Linked DNA regions of Homo sapiens: region 1 is linked to region 2. The links are chromatin contacts, found by Hi-C or POLR2A ChIA-PET in ENCODE. All regions are on one chromosome and are shown on one strand. The core of a region is the stretch at or near the end of the contact, and the rest is flanking DNA. Distances in the headings are between cores, read along the strand shown.

What was found. Hi-C counts contacts between places; a loop is a spot of excess contacts on that map. ChIA-PET counts read pairs that join two places held with the same protein, here RNA polymerase II (POLR2A). Pooled maps may share reads with other maps.
Region 1: a loop to region 2 is called in a pooled map, with 9 times the contacts of the local background. The contact joins the promoter of CLK4 here to the promoter of DDX41 in region 2. A Hi-C loop is called at or near these places in 1 of 37 single-sample maps with no recorded cell type and 5 of 50 pooled maps. POLR2A ChIA-PET finds 5 or more read pairs at or near these places in 1 of 52 experiments (activated CD4-positive, alpha-beta memory T cell).

What each region holds. Positions count from the first base shown.
Region 1 is chr5:178,625,712-178,628,411 of GRCh38, reverse strand. It overlaps CLK4 (CDC like kinase 4), which reads left to right and starts at 1,362. Exons shown (of 13, transcript NM_020666.3): 1 at 1,362-1,466. RefSeq lists enhancers at 1,394-2,003, 1,736-2,416.
Region 2 is chr5:177,515,470-177,518,303 of GRCh38, reverse strand. DDX41 (DEAD-box helicase 41) reads left to right here and starts at 1,343. Exons shown (of 17, transcript NM_016222.4): 1 at 1,343-1,385; 2 at 1,469-1,579; 3 at 1,857-2,016; 4 at 2,111-2,185; 5 at 2,315-2,375; 6 at 2,483-2,619. The coding sequence starts at 1,359. RefSeq lists enhancers at 979-1,248, 1,277-2,101.

The DNA.
Region 1 (2,700 bases), core at 113-2,612, 1.1 Mb before region 2:
TGTAGATGCAAAAATGGTGGCTATTCTAGATGAAAATAATATCATTTGTTTCATTCTGTAGCATAAAGAGTTTACCCTTCCAGTTTTCCAAGTTTCTTTTCAACTTCGCTTCTTGGAGTGCAATCTCCATGAAAATTCAACTTACTTTTTGAAATGCTGTACAATCTCCGAGATTTATCTAAATTTACCCTACTTACCCAAACCAGATGGCACAAGTTTCTATCATGTTAGATCACTAAAGGTATTTCCGTTCCCTCCTTTCACCTAACAGGATAACAGGTCTCCCACATGCTACTGGGCTAATACCCGCAAGAGTTCAACCCTACCCTCCCAAATTTGATTTCTAGCTTTCCCTTTTATCCAGCGAATCCCCGTCAGAATACAGAAGCCAACCCCCACCCCGCCCGCCGTCCCCCCCCACGATCTTCAGTCTCACCTAAACCCTTTCCCTCACTTACGCCCTTCCTTGCTTTGACACCCTATTCTTGGTTCTCCTCCTCTGCTGATCATTCCTTCTCAGGCCCCTTTCCCTCTGGCCCTTGAGTGTTCCCCACAGGGCTCCGACTTTGACCCTAATATTTCTCATGTTACATACTTACACGGGGGAACTGCCTGAGGGTCCTCAGAACTGCAGAATACCTTATTTGAGGTAAGCAAGCCCCATAACGGACTATCACTAGCTCAGAGACATTTTTCAGCCTTGAATAAAATCAGCCCGCAGGGACAAAAAAAAATGGGGAAAACTTCGTTAGGGAAACTTCCAGCGACCTTAACTGCTCAGGAGGTAGGGATCCTAACAGGAAAACCTTGTCAGGAGTCTCCATTGAAACCTCCGGGTTTTTGTTTTGTTCTGAATAGGAGCACGTGCCTTGAAAAGATTAGCACCCCTTGAGCTTGTTTTCTGAGACAGCCTCTTTGTCCGAATCCACCTTAGACTGGAAGCGCCAAGTGGGCAGGACAAGCACCCAGTCCAGGGAACAGCCCAGGGACCAGCCAAGGCCCGCCCTAGGCGGTTTTGGGGCCGTTGTCGGGTGCCGGCTGCGGGAGTTGAGGTCCCGGGGGAGGGGGCAGACACGCGGTACACACTGAGGGCGGGACACGGGCGTTCCTTCCCGGTTCCACCCGAGCCCGTAGAGAACGTAAACACCCTCCCGGCCTAGAGGCCCCGGGACCGGGTGGGCGGGGGGGGGGGGGTGGAAATGCTTGGGCCGCGCAGCCGCAGTGTGGAGGCTCGAGCCCCGCTCTTACGTCACGTGGAGCCCCGCCCTTAGGTGGAGCGGCGGGAGCGCGCAAGGTTCTGTCACGCAGGCGCGTTCGCGCGGCGTAGGTGGTGCTAGAGGCGACTCGGGGGATTCTAGGGCGACGGCGCTGCCGCCATTTTGTGGGGTGTTTGTCGCAGCGGCCGAGGAGGGAAGACGGCAGTTTGGCGACATTTCTCGGCCGAAGGGCCATTTGCTTTTGCGGAGGTAGGGTTGCAGATGGTGTGTGCTGGGACAGGCGGCTGTCGGTCTTTAGGTCTCCGAGCCAGGTGTCGGAGAAACGACCGCGTTAGGGGCCTGGGCTTCTGGAGCTGAGTTGGGAGTTCTGCGAGGCGCTGCTCGGCTGGTGCACGCCGGCAGCACCGAAAGTTGCTCGGGCGTCGCGGTTCTGCCGCTGACCCTTCTCTGAGGGCCCTGGCCGCTCGCGTCGCGGCTCCGGAGGCCGTGGGCTCGCGGTCCCCTGCTGCCTGGCGAGCGCGGCTGTTGGTTAACCCTGTCGGGACCTCTTCCAGCCGGCGGGCGCTAGGACCTGTCGGGAGACCCTTCGAGAGCCGTCTCTGGCATTCGTGTTGTCGGAGATCAAGTCTTCCCCTGGATTCCTGGCCTGGGCCGTTTGTAGCGTTTCGGGGGTTTTCCAGAGTCAAGCATTTGCCCCTGTCTTGAGTGCGCCAAAGGCACTGGCCGGGTGCCCAGGAGCCGGGAGGTGGGGACCGGGCGTCCGTGCAAATCCAGGTGGTTGAGGGCAGTAGCTGCTTGTGAGAGGTGGAAATTTGCGGAGGCTAGTCCTCTGTGCTATGCTGAACACAACATTGTTGCAGCGAACCTGCGTTTCTGGTGGTTTTGCATCTTATTATCCCTGGTTGCCTAAATAGTCCAGATAGGCTTATCCGATCCTTAGGAAACCGCCCCGCAAACTGAACTCGCCAGCCACTTTGTCTTGCCTCATAGCTGTCCTGTGCGATTGTGCTTTTTACACACCCCTACAGGCTTGTAACCCATTAAATGCAGTCCTCTTGGAGCCATCCAATCCTAAACTTATAACCTGTTTCGATGTTTTTAAGCCATGTACGTAGCGTAAAGTTGTCAAGAACTACAGGATCTTAAGGGCAGTGGCGATGGATCTACATATGAGATCCATTGTGTCATTATTTTTTGAAAGATACCTACTCTAGCATGTGGGATGCTTTATTAGAGGCAGTGTCATGATTCTAGATAGCTTTTCTTTTTTATGTATGCGAAGGAACCTTACCACGTAGAACGTGGGTCGGGTGATCTTTGTGCCTCCAGATAAAATATTTTTGAACATTGCAGGGTGAGTGGGGGAGGTCAGAGGCTGGGACTAACAGCTGAATTACATTTGAAGTAGTGAACTTGAGAAGAATTTTGGACTCTCACAACGGAGCTCGTTCTTATTTTAATGTTTGCATATTAACTGATAATT
Region 2 (2,834 bases), core at 94-2,593:
GAAACCATGTCCTCCTCCATCCCTCCCAGGTTGAGACCCACCATGGGACTGGCAGTAAGCACCAGCTTATTTTTTTTATAGAGATGGGGTCTTGCTATGTTGTCCAAGCTGGTCTTGAACTCCTGGCTTCAAGCGATCCTCCTGCCTTGGCCTCCCAGAGAGCTGGGATTACAGGAATGAGCCACTGTGCCCAGCCTAAGCTTTCTTTACTAAAGAAGACTTCATGAATTCCTGTGTATCCTTCACATCCCAGCTAAGAGGCCATTGTACTGTGAAAACTATGACACTTCGAAAAGCGGTACCTTGTCTTAGGATCTTTCTCTTTAAGACCAGTTATCTGTCTATATTTCTAGTCTCAATCTACATAAGCTCCTCGCACACCAGGTATGTGTCTTGATTATCATCTGCTTGAGCGCAGTGCCAGCGCCCAGCACACACTCTTGAAGGCAAGAAAGCACAGAGCTGACCAAGTCATTCCTTAGAAGTCTCTAATAAAGTTGAAACCACTTACTCTGACAGTCACAGCAGGCATGCTCTGGTCGCAATCTCCTTTTCTGGCCTTAGGTCTGGCTTCCCCATCCCACCCTTGCCGCAATGCTGTTGCCTGGTGAATCTGTGTACTTGCACATCGCCAGACCTGTATTCCTGCAGCGCCCTGGCCCAGGACGCCTCTCCTCTCCCGGCCTGAGATTGCCACGCTTCCCTGGAAGCGCCCCCCAGGCAGCTCTGTTAGAGCATTTACAGTAATAACCGTTTACATTTATACAGGGCCTCCCACTTCAAAACCACTGCCATCCGTATCTGATGCGTGCCCCACCAGTGAACGTATGTGTCACACAGGCGCAGTCAGGGAGGCAGGGTGTGTCGAGCGGTTTATCCCGCAACCCCGGCGTCCCCGGCAGGGATGAAAGCGCAGGGCCCACGCGAACTCGGCCCGCAGCTCCCGGCCCTAGAGGACGCACTGTCCGCCGGCAGGGGCGTGCCCAAGACGCCATGCTCTGGGAGAGGTTGGGCACCTGGCAGGCCGCCCCGACTCCGGATCAGCTGTCTCCGCTGCGTACGTCTTCCTCTTCCAATGGGCTTGGATTGAGCCTTCTAGCGCATATTCCAAGTCCTCCAATGTCCCACAATGCCTTGCAGCCGGTTTCGCCCTCGGTCCTGGCAACTGTCGCGTAACCACCCATGAAAGCGTCCATGCCTCGCCGTGCGATAGTATCTCCGGAACAAATTTGTCCCTCTGCGCGATCCGGAACTCCGAGGTCGTTCCTACGCGCCGTCGTTCGCCTCTTCACATCGGATTGGGTCTCACGCAAGGATGAGGCGGGGTTTCGCCGTGGCGCGCATGCGTGCAGCAAAGAATGGAGGAGTCGGAACCCGAACGGAAGGTAGGAGAGAGGCGAGACCCCGCGCGTGTGGGAGCGGGCGTGAAGAGGGGAGCAGGCCGTGCCTGACTGGCGTGTGCTTGCAGCGGGCTCGCACCGACGAGGTGCCTGCCGGAGGAAGCCGCTCCGAGGCGGAAGATGAGGACGACGAGGACTACGTGCCCTATGTGCCGTTACGGCAGCGCCGGCAGCTACTGGTGAGGGGCACGCGTCCGGGGAGGGATGGGGCCGTGACCGCGGGGTCGCAGGGGGCGGGCGTGGCCTCGGCCTCCGTGGGGAGGAGGGCAGTCTGAGGAGTGAGCTTCAGTACACCAGGGCGCGGCCCCCAGACAAACGAGGGACCGACGGCTTGATCTGAGGGGTAGGGCAGCTTTGCGCCTCGGGCACAGGATCCTCGCCCCAAAGCCAGGATCCTGACGCTGACCTTGTGGACTCCATGCCCATCCTATCTGTGGATCCCGGGTGGAACCTCAGCTCCAGAAGCTGCTGCAGCGAAGACGCAAGGGAGCTGCGGAGGAAGAGCAGCAGGACAGCGGTAGTGAACCCCGGGGAGATGAGGACGACATCCCGCTAGGCCCTCAGTCCAACGTCAGCCTCCTGGATCAGCACCAGCACCTTAAAGAGAAGGCTGAAGGTGGGCTGGGCAGCACTGCCTGGGCGAGAAAGAAGAAGCTGAGCCTGGTACACCGTTTTGGTATCTGTCTGACATCTTCCACTTCTTTTCTCAGCGCGCAAAGAGTCTGCCAAGGAGAAGCAGCTGAAGGAAGAAGAGAAGATCCTGGAGAGTGTTGCCGAGGGCCGAGGTATGGTTGTAGCCAGGATAGTGAGAAGGTGGACTGAGTCTTCTCCTCCCAGCCCCAGGCATGTTATATCTCAAGGGATCTGGCTTCTCAGAAGCAGGAGCCAGCCCTGAGCCATGTCTCTCTCTTCAGCATTGATGTCAGTGAAGGAGATGGCTAAGGGCATTACGTATGATGACCCCATCAAAACCAGGTATGTCTGTACAGTCTGCAGTTGCCCTTGCTTAGGATGGTACATGCAGGGATGCTCCCAGGCCAGCTATTCCCAGGGCTCTCTTGATCCCTGTTACCCATCCACAGCTGGACTCCACCCCGTTATGTTCTGAGCATGTCTGAAGAGCGACATGAGCGCGTGCGGAAGAAATACCACATCCTGGTGGAGGGAGACGGTATCCCACCACCCATCAAGAGCTTCAAGGAAATGAAGTTTCCTGCAGGTAGTCAGGGGCTGGAGAGAGATACCACACTTTTATAATCAAATGCCTGTGAGGTTATGTCCTGGCTCCCACTGAGCTCAGCCACATCTGCATTGGATCCAGTCACTGGGGCTGGAGGGATTTGAGGAGGAGTTTCTTTAGGTTCCTTGTTGCCTCAGCTGTACGTGTTCATTGTTCTCTGCTGTTACAAAGCTTCAGGAGGAAAGTGCCATTGG